2 separate regions of the Homo sapiens genome follow, and region 2 is linked to region 1. The links are chromatin contacts, found by Hi-C or POLR2A ChIA-PET in ENCODE. All regions are on one chromosome and are shown on one strand. The core of a region is the stretch at or near the end of the contact, and the rest is flanking DNA. Distances in the headings are between cores, read along the strand shown. Region 1 holds the start of NAP1L4 (nucleosome assembly protein 1 like 4). Region 2 overlaps PPFIBP2 (PPFIB scaffold protein 2).

Evidence for each region. Hi-C counts contacts between places; a loop is a spot of excess contacts on that map. ChIA-PET counts read pairs that join two places held with the same protein, here RNA polymerase II (POLR2A). Pooled maps may share reads with other maps.
Region 2: a pooled map shows a loop between it and region 1 (2.9-fold over the local background). The contact joins the enhancer-like site here to the promoter of NAP1L4 in region 1. A Hi-C loop is called at or near these places in 1 of 37 single-sample maps with no recorded cell type and 1 of 50 pooled maps. POLR2A ChIA-PET finds 5 or more read pairs at or near these places in 1 of 52 experiments (GM12878).

What each region holds. Positions count from the first base shown.
Region 1 is chr11:2,988,147-2,995,208 of GRCh38, reverse strand. It overlaps NAP1L4 (nucleosome assembly protein 1 like 4), which reads left to right and starts at 2,880. Exons shown (of 16, transcript NM_005969.4): 1 at 2,880-2,955. RefSeq lists enhancers at 2,616-2,910, 3,455-4,311.
Region 2 is chr11:7,529,863-7,536,924 of GRCh38, reverse strand. The region is part of intron 1 of PPFIBP2 (PPFIB scaffold protein 2); the gene reads right to left. All of the region lies in intron 1 of LOC124902806 (leucine-rich repeat extensin-like protein 5), which reads left to right. Among named protein-coding and RNA genes, the nearest start is that of PPFIBP2, 19 kb to the right of the region's middle. RefSeq lists an enhancer at 5,621-5,790. Within about 2 kb of position 3,175, at least 4 of the 41 ENCODE cell types and tissues checked have a DNase peak (open chromatin) inside an H3K27ac peak, as active enhancers do; they include GM12878, where a contact is called at or near this core.

The DNA.
Region 1 (7,062 bases), core at 1,631-4,130:
TCCGGGACTGTCTCCCGGAGCCTCAGTGAGGACAAGGCAGCCAAGAGCAGAACTACAGGCAAGGTAGCCTCTGGAGGGGACTCTTGATCTCCAGGTTGGAGGAGGCTGAGGCAGCAGAGGGGTTGTAGACAGGTGGGCTCATGCCTGAGGCCTGGCAGAGGCAGCGCTGGGAAAACAGGAATGAAACTCACCAAGCGCCAGCTACCCTGGGAGTCCTGATCCCAGTGGCCCTCAGCTCTGGCTGCATGTCAGTGTCATCTGGGGACTTCTTTGTTTTGACACAGGGTCTTGGTCTTGCTCTGTCACCCAGGCTGGAGTGCAGTGGCATGATCACAGCTCACTGCAGCCTCTAAATCCCAGGCACAAGTGATCCTCCCACCTCAGCCTCTCAAGCAGCTGGGACTATAGATGCACCACCATGCCTAGCTAATTTTTAGATATTTGGTAGAGATGGGATCTCATCATGTTGCCCAGGCTGGTCTCGAACTCTTGGGCTCAAGCAATCTGCCCACTCGACCTCATTACCTAATTGCATCTGTGAAGACTCTATTTCCAAATGAGAATCTTCCAAGGAGAGAAACCACCAACCACCAAGAGAAAAACACCACCACCACAATCATTCCAGTTCCAGCAGATCTCCCAGGGAGCAGGTCCAGCTGCCCCCAGCCCCAAGGCCCAGCTCCCTCAGAGGATCCACCCACCCGGATGCCACCCCCACCAACCCCAACATCCAGGAGCAGGGGGATCCCATTACTGCAAATGGTCTTGAGACTTTATTAGATGGGAGGAAGGACCCTCCAAACTTCAAATGCCCAGGTTCTTGTGTCATTTCTATCATTGTTTATGCTTCCGCAAAGCATAAAGCATGACCTTTGTAGAAAAGTCTGAAAGTCTAAATAAGTAAAATAGGAATTGAGAGCACACACACCCTCTCCTAAAACACAGATGGCCAGACAGGACTGAGCACGCTGTGTGGGTCAGGCCTCAGCCATGCACCGGTCACCTCTGAGGGGTTTTTATGTTTTTTGTTTTAATTAGTTTTTTTTTTATTTTTTATTTTTTGAGATGGAGTCTCGCTCTGTCGCCCAGGCTGGAGTGCAGTGGTGCGATCTCGGCTCACACTGTAAGCTCCGCCTCCCGGGTTCACGCCATTCTCCTGCCTCAGCCTCCCGAGTAGCTGGGACTAGGGCGTCCGCCACAATGCACGGCTAATTTTTTTGTATTTTTAGTAGAGACGGGGTTTCACCGTGTTAGCCAGGATGGTCTCGATCTCCTGACATCGTGATCGGCCCACCTCGGCCTCCCAAAGTGCTGGGATTACAGGCTTGAGCCACCGCGCCCGGCCTTTTTTTTGTCTTTTTGAGACAATGTCCCCCTCTGGTTACCCAGGCTGGAGTGCAGTGGCCCAATCTCTGCTCACTGCAGCCTTGACCTCACGGGCTCAGGTAATTCTCCCACCTCAGCCTCCCAAGTAGCTGGTATTACAGGCCTGAGCCACCACGCCTGGGTAATTTTTTGTTGTTGTTGTTTTTGGAGCAGGGGAAGGGTGCTCTATGTTGCCCAGGCTGGACTTGTTGCCTCTGCCTCCCAGAGTGCTGGGTTTACAGGCCTGAGCCACGGCGCTCCGCATTAATTTCTTTTTAGAGATGAGGTTTCACTATGTTGCCCAGGCTGGACTTGAATTTCTGGGCTCAAGGAATCCTCCTGCCTCAGCCTCCCAGCTTACCTCTGAGGTTTATAACCGACGCTATGTTCTTAATCCCTCAACCAGGAGCCTTTAAATGGTTTCAAATTTTCCCCATTACAGGAATAACTTGCTAATAATAATAATAATTAGCAATTGTTTCAAAAGTAACGTCATCCCAAAAGAGAACGTTTCTGAAAAAAATGCACATTAGACTTGAAGACCCCCAATGGCACGGTTGAACATGGAAATGAACCAGCCTCAAAAGTCCCAGCGTAGGGGTTATTTTCCAATCAAATTGGATGCCTTTCTACAAAATGTGATGTGCACAGGCTGGGGCTGGTACCTTCACCCCAGCCCAGAGGGCACCATGAGAGGGAGAACAGGGCGGGCGAAACAGGCCAGCTCCTCCCCAGCCCTCTGCCCTGCTCTGCTTCAGGGGGCTGATCTGAGGGCCCAGTGCGCACTGCTTTTCCTCCTTGTCCGACAGGGTCTCCCGCAGGCCAGAACTAGGCTGCTGGGACACTGCGGGGCTCAGGGCGTGGGGGAAGAGATGCAGGCAGTGGCTAGTCCCGTCCTGTCCGCGGAGGTGACCCAGCCCCGACCTCTTCGCAGAGGAAGTGTTCTCCAACCTGGGACCTGGGGGATGAGCGGGGGTTAGGCTTACGTCCCAACCACTAACGGGGCTGGTTGAAAACGGCTCCCAGGCGGAGGGGCCCTCCGCGATGTTCTCAAGGAGTAGCGCGAGGGGACGACATGGGAGGTGGGGTTCTCACATCAGCGGGCGCACGGAGTGCTGGAGGCACCGACCCGCCGCGGACGGGATTGAACTAGGGAACTGGGAGGGCGCAGGAGATAAAGACGGCTGGGGCCGGGGCCCACGGAGAGGGGTGGTGCCCAGTGTCCCGCGAGGATGTGGTGCCACCCGGGGAAGGTCCCGGGAGCGGGGACCCGGGACCCCCCGGAACCACACACGCGGTCTCCACCTTGCCCCGCCCCATTTAAAGAGGCGGAGGAACGCAGGGCGCGCGCCGCGCGGAGGAATATTTGCATATGGCGCGGCGTTTCTTCGGAGGCTTGTGATTGGTTGCTGACTGCGGCGCGAAGCGCAGTTGACTTGCGCCGCGCTCGGCGAATCGCAGCCTGTCTTGCTCGCGGAGAGAGGAGCTAGGAGCCTCGGCCAATGGGAGCCGGCGTTGTTGGAGGCCACGGCGGCGCAGCCCCAAAGCGAGCGAAGCTAGGGTCGCCGCCACTGCCGCAGGAGGCGTGAGGTGCGGAGACACGGGTGCTGGGCCGGTAACGGCGCGCTGGGGAGGGCGGCCGGGCCCGGACGGGCGGGTGGGGCCGCGGGTCCGGCGCGGGCGCGGCGGCGGCCATCTCTGGAAGCCTCGGGGCGGTGGGGCAGGGGCGGGGCCGCGTTCTGGTCGGGGCAGGCAGCGGCGGCCGCGGCGGGGCCTGGGGCTTGGGGCCTGGAGCCCGGGCCTGGGGCGCTGGCGGGAGGCCCCTCCCAACTCCCGGCGCGCCTCGCCCGGCTGCCCGCCTCACTGAAGGTCAAGGCGCTTTGTTCTGCGCCGCGGGCGGCCTCCTGGGCGGCGGCCCCTTGGAGGAGGCGAAGACGGCGAGAGGCGGCGGCCGCTCAAATCTCCCGCTAGCCCAGCCCGCCCCGCGTGCGGGGGCTGTGGCGGTTACACGGCCGGGCGCGCCGGAGCGTTCAGGCTTCCCGTTTTTAAGGTGGAGACGTCCAGGACTTCTTTATTAGATGTTTAGGAATTTGAGTTTTTCCGTAGGGCGGTTGTCATCGTGAGCCTCTGTGGGGTCAGGCTGGGCTAACTGGGGTTTTGATGTCAGTTTGGTGTGGCCGAGGGCATGTCTGACGGGGAAGAAAGTCCTTGGCGTTGCTTCTTAGCTGTTGGGAGCTGTGCGGTGGGAGCGAGCTGGGCGGCGTGCGCTCCCCGAGGACTGGCCTGAGTGGCCTTAGACTAGTTACTCACGGGACTTGGTTTCCCAGCCAAGGTGGGCAGCAAGTCTGTTTACTATTTAAAACCGTCTTTCACAAGGGAAAAGCAAAATCTCCAAAAAAAAAAATTGTACATGTTATGGATGGGAAAGTGCCATGCTTTTCTTTCAGTTCAGAGATGGTGGAAGAGGTCACATTTGTATTTTTTGACCTGACCAGAGTCTTTGTTGTTTTCAATTTTCCCCTTCTGAATGCTTTCCGTTCACCCCAGCGAAGGATGGCCTGGTCATGATAAGACTTTCCACCGTCCACAGTTCTCTAAGTCTGATTGCGGGGCAGGAGGCAGACATGTTTAGGGTCCAGTAAAGGGGACTCCAGCCTTGGGACCTTTAGACCCTAACGTGTGTGTCACATCACCTGCCTGGGTGACTGTGCGCTCCTCTGGCAGGAAGGTCCGCCATTTCATTATGTTCTCGGAGGAATCGTCGGGGCACATTCGTCTGTGCTTTGGTTCGCATCCCCCAGTCTGCATTACTTTTTCCTGTAGTAACCCGTGCCTTATCCTCCTGCATTAGGTTTACGGGGTGAAAATAGACTTTTAAAAATTCTCTTACCTTAGAAATATACAAATATGTAGATTAGGTTGTTGGACCTTAAAGGTAAGTCTTTCTAAGTTACTACCTTCCTGTAATAGTAACTATACCTCTAAATGACTAATACCTGCACTGCGCACCAGGGACTCTTTCAGCCTGTTTGCGTGTGTTAACTCATTTCATAATCTAATAACCTGAGATAGATGCTATTGTTTTTCCATTTAACTACTCTGGAAGCTGAGGCCCTGGGAGGTTAGGTATAATGACTTGTCCGAGGTGACAAAGCTTAAAGACCCAGGCAGTTTTAACTGTACCCAGGGTTACTGCTTCTGTAGAGGGAATGAAAGAAGTTTTAATGAGAAATTGTTTTCATCATTGTGCTAAGCTTAACTGAACTCTAGCTTACGAGGTTTTGAGCTGGTTGATCATTTCCATCTCAAAATTCTCTTATTCCACAGAATGCCAAATGCCTCCTATAGTAGAATTTTGAGATTCAGACTGGGATGAGCAATTGCTAATGGAATAAATAATATGCAAATGTAAAATGAAGTTCAGAGAAAGCAACGTGGTGATAGAATGGGAAAGTAATCCAAAGATAAAATGAGTGACTACAGAGAGAGAGAAAATTAGTTATTTAGTAGTAGTTCACAAGTTTACTTAGAGATATTTTTACTAGAATTTCAGGGCCTTATGATGTGATTTTTATGAACCATTTTAACACGTTACTGCCGTCTTAAATAGCTGTTATTACATATCCAATTGCAGTCTTTTTTTTTTCCTGGTTGAGCAGTGTTAGCTTCAGAATGTCTGCAGTTATTTGTGCCTATATGTCATATAGGCACATATAACACTTTTGTGAATTTTGTTGTGTAAGCTTTAAATCCGGTACTGTTTTTCAAAATGAATATGGAGTAGTCATTGGAGAAATTGGTTGAATTCTTTGCAGTAGCAAATAAATTTTAATCATTTTTAAGTTTGATAACTTTGGTAAACTGAATTCTGAAAAGTTTACACATGTTTTAGGATGTCCTCAAAATGTACAGGGCATTGTGTTTTGCAAATTAGCCATTTAGCCATCAGATTCTTCTGTAGAATTTTGATCTTTTTGCCCATATGAGAGGTAGTTCTTATTTGTATGGAGGTTAAGTACCTGCGGATGGGATGTGTTCATCACCACTTTACAGTATGAATTTGAATTTGAAACTGAAATGAAAACTTCCTAACCTGTCAGAGTTTTTAGTAGCCTCTTGTTATTGACCGCATGTTAATTCCCTTTGTTAGCTATTCGCAGCTAAGTGTGGGGACTGAAATCTTTATTTTGTTTTCCTTCTTTTGAGCAGTTGATAGTCTCTAGCATCAGGAGGAGGTGACCTCAAATATGTATGTATATATAGTAGTGCTTTTCTTCCTTCCCTTTAGTTGTCTGCAGTTTAAAAATTATTGTGATAAGTTTATGTTGTACTTCCAAAAATGTTGCCAAAGAGCCTATATTTTTCAGTTTGTTTTGGAAGAAAAATACTTTGTGGGCAAGAAGGTGATTTAAATTCCTGACGGCCTAAGAGGCGTCAGCTGTGTGAAATAGGCGAGTGCTGTTACTGCTTGAAACCATGATGGTTTATATTTGAATAAGACAGCAGAGATGAGCTTGTTGGGAGTTTGGCCTGAGATTGCTAGCTAAGGAATGCTTGCTTTTTTGCTTAAAGGGAAAAGTGTTTTAGGCTTCCAGAGTAGAAATCTGATATTACTTCGTTTGATTCTTCGACCACTATGGTGATAGGAAGTAGCTGATCTCTGCAGGAAACTGCTGTTACCTGGCCTCAGCTGAATTTTTGTGGGACCTCCTGAGGTAAGCAAATTTATGCCTCCCGAAACTATAGTTGTAAGGTTTGTCTTTGAGCATATAGTAATGGAAAACCCTTATCAGTAGGTAGATAGTAAATAATTTTGTATTTGGCTGCTAATGAAATTTTTAAGAAATAGTTTGTGGTGATATAAATTAGTTTTCATCTGGCAGTCATTGGTTTTCCACCCTGCCCTCTTAAGAGAGAACAGGGTTGCTTTACTTTGTTTGCCAGAGCTTTACATTTTGCATTTAGTAACAGAGGCATTGTGTTTTTATAGTATGAAAACAACGAAAGATCACTTTGTGATCTTTACTTTTTGATTTTGACCACTTCCTGTGTAACCTTAAGTTTCTTACAAGTATCCCCTGTTAACTGTTAAAAACGAAATGTATGTTCATTTCATGTCCTTGGGACTTTTAAAAATGCGCTGTGCATTATCTGGAAAAGCCTGTTCAAAAACAAGATGAGATAATTTCTGTTTAATTTGTGGTAGAAAGAATGACTGTGCACTTTTATGTGCAAAGGTTTTAAGTATAATAATTAAAATAGTACTTGTTTACTCAGTTACCGAAAAGTAGCTTTCAGTGATTTGCATCTGTTTACTTATTCATGAGCATCTTCTATGTACTGGGCACAGTTCTAGGTACTGGGGCCTCCCGCAGAATAAAACAGAAGTCTTTGTCCTTGTTTCTGCTATGGGAGACAGACGAACAAGTTCAATGGTGGCAGGTGCTTTTGAAAAACAGTGCAGAGGAGTAGGGACTTTGGTGGTTGCAATATGAAATAGGTAGAGAGGGAAGTGCCTTATTGACAAGATGACAAGATCTTTTAATATGTACTGGATTAAGAAGTTAGCCTCATTGAGTCGTATGCTAATGAACTGCCCAGAAAAGAAGGGTGGAGGAGATGGGAGTGCAGCAGTAAAGACTGCTGCGCCCCAAGTAAAATGTAGTGTTTTGGTTAAGGAAAGGAAATCATTTTTTG
Region 2 (7,062 bases), core at 1,926-4,425, 4.5 Mb before region 1:
CTTGACTCCATTTCCTCTTTCACCATAGCCCTATTCTGGACAACGTGGAGGCTCTCTCCCTGGCTCTGTTCATCAGAGTGTAGAGTCCTCACCTCTCTCCAGCTTGAACGTGCTCCTCAGCTCATTCTACCTCTCTGGTCACAACTTACGCTCACTCTCCCTCTGCCTGGGGAACCAGGTTCACATGTCTCTTCTTCCTTCTGCTCCCGGGATGCTACACAACACATACGGCTCCATCAGACATTCATGCGCCTGGGATCTCTAATCTCATGTTTCTTCGTGTCAGACTCCCTCTGCAAACTACCATGCATCTTTCTTTAATGAGAAACAAAACCACTTGATTCCCCTTCTCTCATCTCTTACCCTCTCTTCACATGCTGTCTAAGAGTTGCCCCTCCTCCCTGTGACCCCTAATCTTCGATCATCACTGAGATCCAACCTCTCAATTATTCCCCCTCCAAACTGAATCTGCACTCTCTCCCTCTTCTGCTCCTTCCTCTGCTATTCTAGAACATGTCCTTTGACCCTGCACCCTACTGTTATTATTCCATGTTTCCCCTTTGCCTCAGAGCCCCACTGCCTACCTCCCGTGCTCTCTGACACCCCCAGTGGTGGGACGTCACTCATCCGTGTGCACCCGTGCCATGCTCTCATCCAGCCAGCCGCTTGTGTTCCCATTTCCTTAAGAGGCGGTCTAGGGTGGGGTTAAAAGCCCAGGCTGGGGTTGGACTGCCTCGGTGACAGCCCTGATTCAGAAACTATATGTCCCAGGGCAAGACACTTAACCTCTGTGCCTCGGGTTTCTCATCTTTAAGATGAGGATAATAATAAAACTGCCTACCTGAAAGGGTGGTTGTGAAGGTTAAATGTTAACAGAGTAAAGCGCTTAGACTCGCCATCAGTCAGCGTTTGCTCTAGTGCCTTCTTTGGCATCTCATCAGTGGTGACACTCTCCTCCTCTGGCATTTGGGAGAAGCGCTCTCCGGGTCCCTCATTGAACTATGCAGCCTGCATTCACCTGTCATGCTTCCCCACCCTACTCCCCTCCCGTGTGAGCCACCAGGTCTCTGTGGTCTCCCCTTGCAGGGATGCTCTTCTCCATCTCATCCTTTCCACTCCTACTGCCCAGACTGTGTTCAGGTATTCAGAACCAGGGCACTGGAGAACCTCCTCTCACCTGAGTAACACCTGGCCTCTCCCACAGCAGTCTGAACGCATGAGCTGGCATCCAAATTGGAGCCGGCCCGAAAATGTCCTGTTCTCATGATGGTAGTTATAATGGCTGCCATTTATTAAACACTCACTTCTACACTGAGCTAAGTTCTTATGTTTATCTCATATCTCAATATTTATAACTATTATTATCCCGATTCTACAGATAAGGAAACTGAAGCTTGGAGAGGTTAAGTGACTTGGTCAAATCACACATCCAGGAAGCAGTAAAGATAAGATTTGAATTCAGGCAGTCCAACTCCAAGGTTATGTTCCTAACCACTACGCTGGACGCACTTCCTCACTGAGCCTGACCTGCTCCTGGGTTCCTGATACCCCAGCCGCAAGAGAGCATCCTTATGCCACTGTGCCTTTGTCATGCTGTTTCCTCAACTAAAGGCCCCTTCCCCAATCTCTGTCCATCAAAACTAATTTTTCAATGCTCAGGCAAGTTTTCTCTATGACAGCATCCCCACCCCTGCCTGTTGAAATGAATCTTGGCTGAGACATGGGCTCCCACCTCCATTTAGTTTCTGCTTCATGTTGTCATGGGCAAGACCCAATGGGAGGATACTAACTTCCTCTCTTTCCAGGATTTCCTCCCCTGGGAAACAGCTCAGTATCTGATGGTGGAAATGAAAGAAGGAACTGAGCATGTGCAGCTCAGCCCATCCTCCCCTCTCCCTAGAGCCACCTTGGCAAAGGAAGTGGCCTGCACCAGAAAGAGCCTATGAGGTCCCATCAGGGCCTGTAGTGATGCACCTGCAATGCACATGGTGCCTTCTATTTGAGAGCATGGCTCCCCAGCAACCTGCGGATGATGCTGTAATTCATTTTGCCAGGTGGGGTAAGGCCAGGAAGGCGGTCTGGGAAAGCAGGCATTTGCGTTGTGGCCACTGCACAATGCCTGCCAGAGTAAATTAAATTGGTGTCTGGCTTATGGACCAGCCTTGTCAGGTTGGTCAGTGTGAATTAAGCTCTGGGCAACAAGCCCCTCCCAGTGAATGGATAAGGGTGTCTGACCTGTGGTAGTCCTTACCTCCATTCTCTCCCCTGTCCACACCACACCTGCCCCCACAGCAGACAGAGAGCCTCATGCCCCTGACAGGACCCGGTTGGCAATGTGCCTCCTCAGCCCCAGAACTTACCCTTCAAGGGAAGCTACCCTCATTTTCCTTCTTACAGCAAAGAACACACATGCATACACACAATTTACCTCCAGGGAGGAACAAATGGACGTGAAATTATTTCATTGCCTCAACCAGATCATAAACAGATTCAGAGAAATGCTTCAAATGCAACCTCAAAGTGAATATTTCCAAAAAGCTTCATCTCAAAAATTGCCCCCCTAAAAAATAATACAAGCAAGAGGTTAAGCTAAATGATGGGTAAGAGGATGCATTTTACTATTTCTATTTCTGTGTACATTTGAATTCTTTTTATAGTAACAGGCTAACACAAAAAACCAAACCACCACCTGGGGATGTGGACTTTTCAGGGCAGGGGGCAGAGAATTCTACTTTCCCTTCCAGCAGAACTGAGATTTGAACCTAAGTTCCTGATGACTCATTTGGTGCTCTTTCTACAGTGCCATTCAAACTCCCTGAATAGGTCCTAACATTCCACCAAACTCTCCTTACCTCTCACCTCACCACAGTTTAGAACCTCATCATCTCTCAGCCAGATTGCAAAAGCTGCTTCCTCTGGGCTTTCTACCTCTAGCCAACTTCCCTGCAATCTGTCTTTCTTTCCCTGTGCAGGCAAGACATGTTCCATGGAGCTCATGACATGCTCCTCTGCTCTCAAACATTCCTCGGCTTCACAGTGCTTTCAGGAGAGAAGCTGCATTTTGCAGCTCTGCCAAAGTCCTCTAATACAGTTAACCTTCCCCGCTATAGTCCTCACCACTCTGAGTTCCAGCTTCACTGGACCACGTCCTACCCTCGCATACAGAAATACCCCATTTTCTGTACTTCCTCTACGTGGGTGCTTTTCTCCATCTCTACTTTCAAATCCCACCCATGCTAAGGCCTTATCCAAATGACCACTGCCAGAAAACCTTTCCTAACACCATTACCCCTCATCCCTGAAGGTGCTGGATGCCTCAGCTCTGCTCCTGTCATATCTGGTACACACCTTTATCGTCAGAGCTGTCTATATTATTTATGAAGATGATAATAATTTGTATTATTTCTCAATGTGTCTGCCTCCCTGTCTAGATTAACTGCTAGAGAGCAAGGAGTATGCTCCATTCACCTTTCTATCCTCAGAGCCCAGCAAAGAACCTGGCACAGGACCTTCAGTAAATGTTTGTTGACACAAAATGTTAAGTGTTTGTGTACCTGAGTGGAAAGTGAAGGGAGGCTGGGCATGTAACCTTGGCCAGCACTCTGAAAGAAGGATTGGGGGCTATCCATGACAGCCTCTCTCATCGAACTTTCTCCACACCTGGGGTCCCTTCTCTCTTACAGCCAGATATTCAGAGGTGAAAGCGTCTCTACCATAAGGGGAACTTACGCTTGGGCCTGGCATGAGTGAGAGACATAACTGATGGATGCAATTGTATTCCTGAAGGACCAATGAGAAAAAAGGATGTCACTTCCCCTAATAGATAATAAAACCAGGCACTTCTCCCTATTCCATTATTTTAGAATGCTAAGCAACAACAACAAAAAAAAACAGATATGAATTGGTAAGTTTTCTCTATTAGCTGGAGCGTGCGTAACTTTTGCCTATAGCCAACTCCCTCCTACGAGCCTCCCTGGCTGCCTGCTGAGGAATAGGCCCCAGAATTTGGCAGGCTGGAGGTAAACACTAATTGAATTAATCAAAATGTATTCTGTAATTTGAGCCTTCATTTCAACATTTGTTGAACAGTTTAATTTTGATTCAATGCAATGCTTTTCCCCTTGCAATAAAAAAAGTTAAGTCAGTAGAAGACCAAAGAATTTCTTTAAAGACAGGCCTGTGTGCACTGTCAACAACAGCCTGGCCTCTGCCTCCATCAGAGGAGAAGGAGGCTTCCCCCGAAGGCCTGGGCTGGAGGGTATTAGCAGCTCTGTGTTCACTGGAGTTCCGAGGGCCACACGGGAGCCAGATGAAGACACTGCACAGAAACTACTGCTGCCAGAGAGCCTGACTACAAGTAAACAGCTCGGCCTGGAGCTGAGCCTTTGGACGAGGCCAGTCAGGCTTCCTCCACTAGCTAGCTGGGTCCACCATCCTCTCCTGGTCCCAAGGTTGGCAGGATCAGTAGTAAGTGCCTCTCCATGCTTCACCATGACACTGAGCCTTGTTCAATGAGGATTTTGGAAACACCCTGTTATGAGCTGAATTGTACCCACACCCTCAAAATTCTTATGTTGAAGTCCTAACCCCCAGTACCTCAGAATGTGACTATATTTGGAAATAAGGTCTTGAAAGAGGTAATTACATTCCAATGAGATAATTAGGGTGGGCCCTAATCCAATAGGTGGTGTACTTAAAAGCAGAGCAGATTAGGACACATGGGTACAGAGGAAAGACCATGTGAAGACAAAGGGAGAAGACAGCCATCTAAAAGTCAAGGAGAGGCTGGGCATGGTGGCTAATGCCTATAATCCCAGCACTTTGGGAGGCCGAGGTGAGTGGATCACTTGAGGCCAAGAGTTCAAGACCAGCCTGGACAACATGGTGAAACCCCATCTCTACTAAAAACACACACACAAAAACTAGCCAAGTGTGGTAGTACATGCCTATAATCCCAGCTCCTCAGGAGGTTGAAGCAGGAGATTCACTTGAACCCAGGAGGTGGAGGATGCTGTGAGCCAAGATCGTGCCACTGCGCTCCAGCATGGGCAACACAGTGAGACTCCATCTCCAAAAAGAAAAAAAAAATTAATAAAAAATAAATAAAAGTCAAGGAGAGGCCCCAAAAGAAACCAACCCTGCCAACACCCTGATCTTAGAGTTCTGGCCTCCATAATTGTGAGAAAATAAATTTCTGTTGTGTAAGCCCCCCAGTACTTTGTTATGGCAGCCCAAGCAAACTAACACACACCCCCATTTGATCCTACACACGCAGCTGGGAAAGTTATGGGAAGAAGGCAGCCTCCTCTCCAGGGCTGTCGGCCTCTATCCTGACCCACTGGTGTTCCCCTTCCCTCTTAATCCAGGAGAGACTTTCTTCACATCCTCAGACCTTAAACCACATCAAGGTAAGCACAGTTCCCAATATTCCTTTATCTGTATTCTTTGTAAGTCAGCTCTAAGTCGAATCCCACCTCTGGACCGAGACCATTTAGTGAGGCCAGATTTTAGGATGCTACAAAGAGGAAACCCTAAGATCCTGCAGCCTGACCAGATGTCAAGCTGCATTCAAGGGCCAAGAGCCCTGGGCCCAGCTATCTTCAACTCAGTTCAAAAGCTCCAGCATGTGGGGAGGCAGGGGAAGGGTTGGTCCCTAACCTTGGCTTGCCAGTCACAAGATATTTGCCACTTGGATCACTTCCCTCCCCTAAGAGTTCAGAGGCCAGAAAGTGGTTTAGGGACTTTCCCAAGAAAAGTGATCTAGGAATCCCCCACTTGCACAAGTGTTCCTGCAGGCCAAAGACAGGCCTGCTGGAGAATGACACTGTACTAGGTAGCCCCTTCCCTGCAGGCCCAAGTGGTTTTGCTCCTGGAAGTTTGTTAGCTGGACTCCAGGGGAGTGGGAAGGTCTAATGATCTCCTGGGACCTCTCTCCCATCTTTCTCAGCTCTTCCTTTCCATAAAGCAGAGTCTTTATTCCCCTATAGAAGATACCCAAACAGTTCCTCAGAATCAAAGGAAAAAGTGAAAATTACAGAGGTCTATGTGACTCCAAATGGCCACAGAAGGGGTAGTATAGACGCTGGGTCCCCATACCCCCAGCCTCAAGCCTTCTGAGGCTCCTTTCTTCCCAAGTGAGGTGCTTCTTCCCCTGAAGAAAGAGAGGAGCAGCATGCAGCAGAAAGAGCCCAAGCTTTGTCTTAGTCTGTCCAGGCTGTTTTAACAAAATTACCATAAATTGGGAAGGTAGCTCACAAACAATGGAAATGTATTTCTCACAGCTATGGAGGCTGGGAAGCCCAGGATCAAGGCACCAGCAGAGTCAGTGTCTGGAGCAGGATTGCTTCTTGGTTCACAGATGGTGCCTTCCAGCTATGTCCTCACATGGTGGAAGAAACCAGCTAGTTCTCTGGGGCCTCTTTATAAAGGAACCAATCTCAAGCATGAGGGCTCCACTCTCATGACCTAATCACCTCCCAAGGCCCCACCTCCTAATACCATCACTTTGGGGATTATATTGCAACATATGAATTTTTAGGAGACATAAACATTCAGACCATAGCAAAGTCAGACAGATTTGGGCTTAAATCCTTGCTCCACTACTTATGAGCTGGATTCGTTTTTTGCCTTGGGTAATATGGACATTAACCTCTCAGGTTACTATGTAATGGATATAATATCTGCCTTACACAGGGTTAGTCAGAGGGTTAAGAAAGAGGACAGAATAAACTACCCACCTCAGTGCCTGGCCCAGTAAGTATGTAACACTCTGCCTCTCCACATCAGAGAACATGTTCCCAACTGTACTATTCCAGAAGATGGATTTGGCCAAGACCCTTCATCAGGGCCTAAATGTTGGGATCAGGGTTAAAAAAACAACAACCATGATGTTGAGTTCCTTTGAGAAGTTGCCAAATCTCTTGCAGGTAGCCCCCAAAGTGGCAGACCCTGGGATACAGCAGCTCAAACAGCACACATGCTCCAGGTTTTCTGCGTCTCTCTAGCAGTACCTGACAAAACAGGGCAAGGTTAGGGCCACAGGGCCTTCCAGAGCTGAAGGTT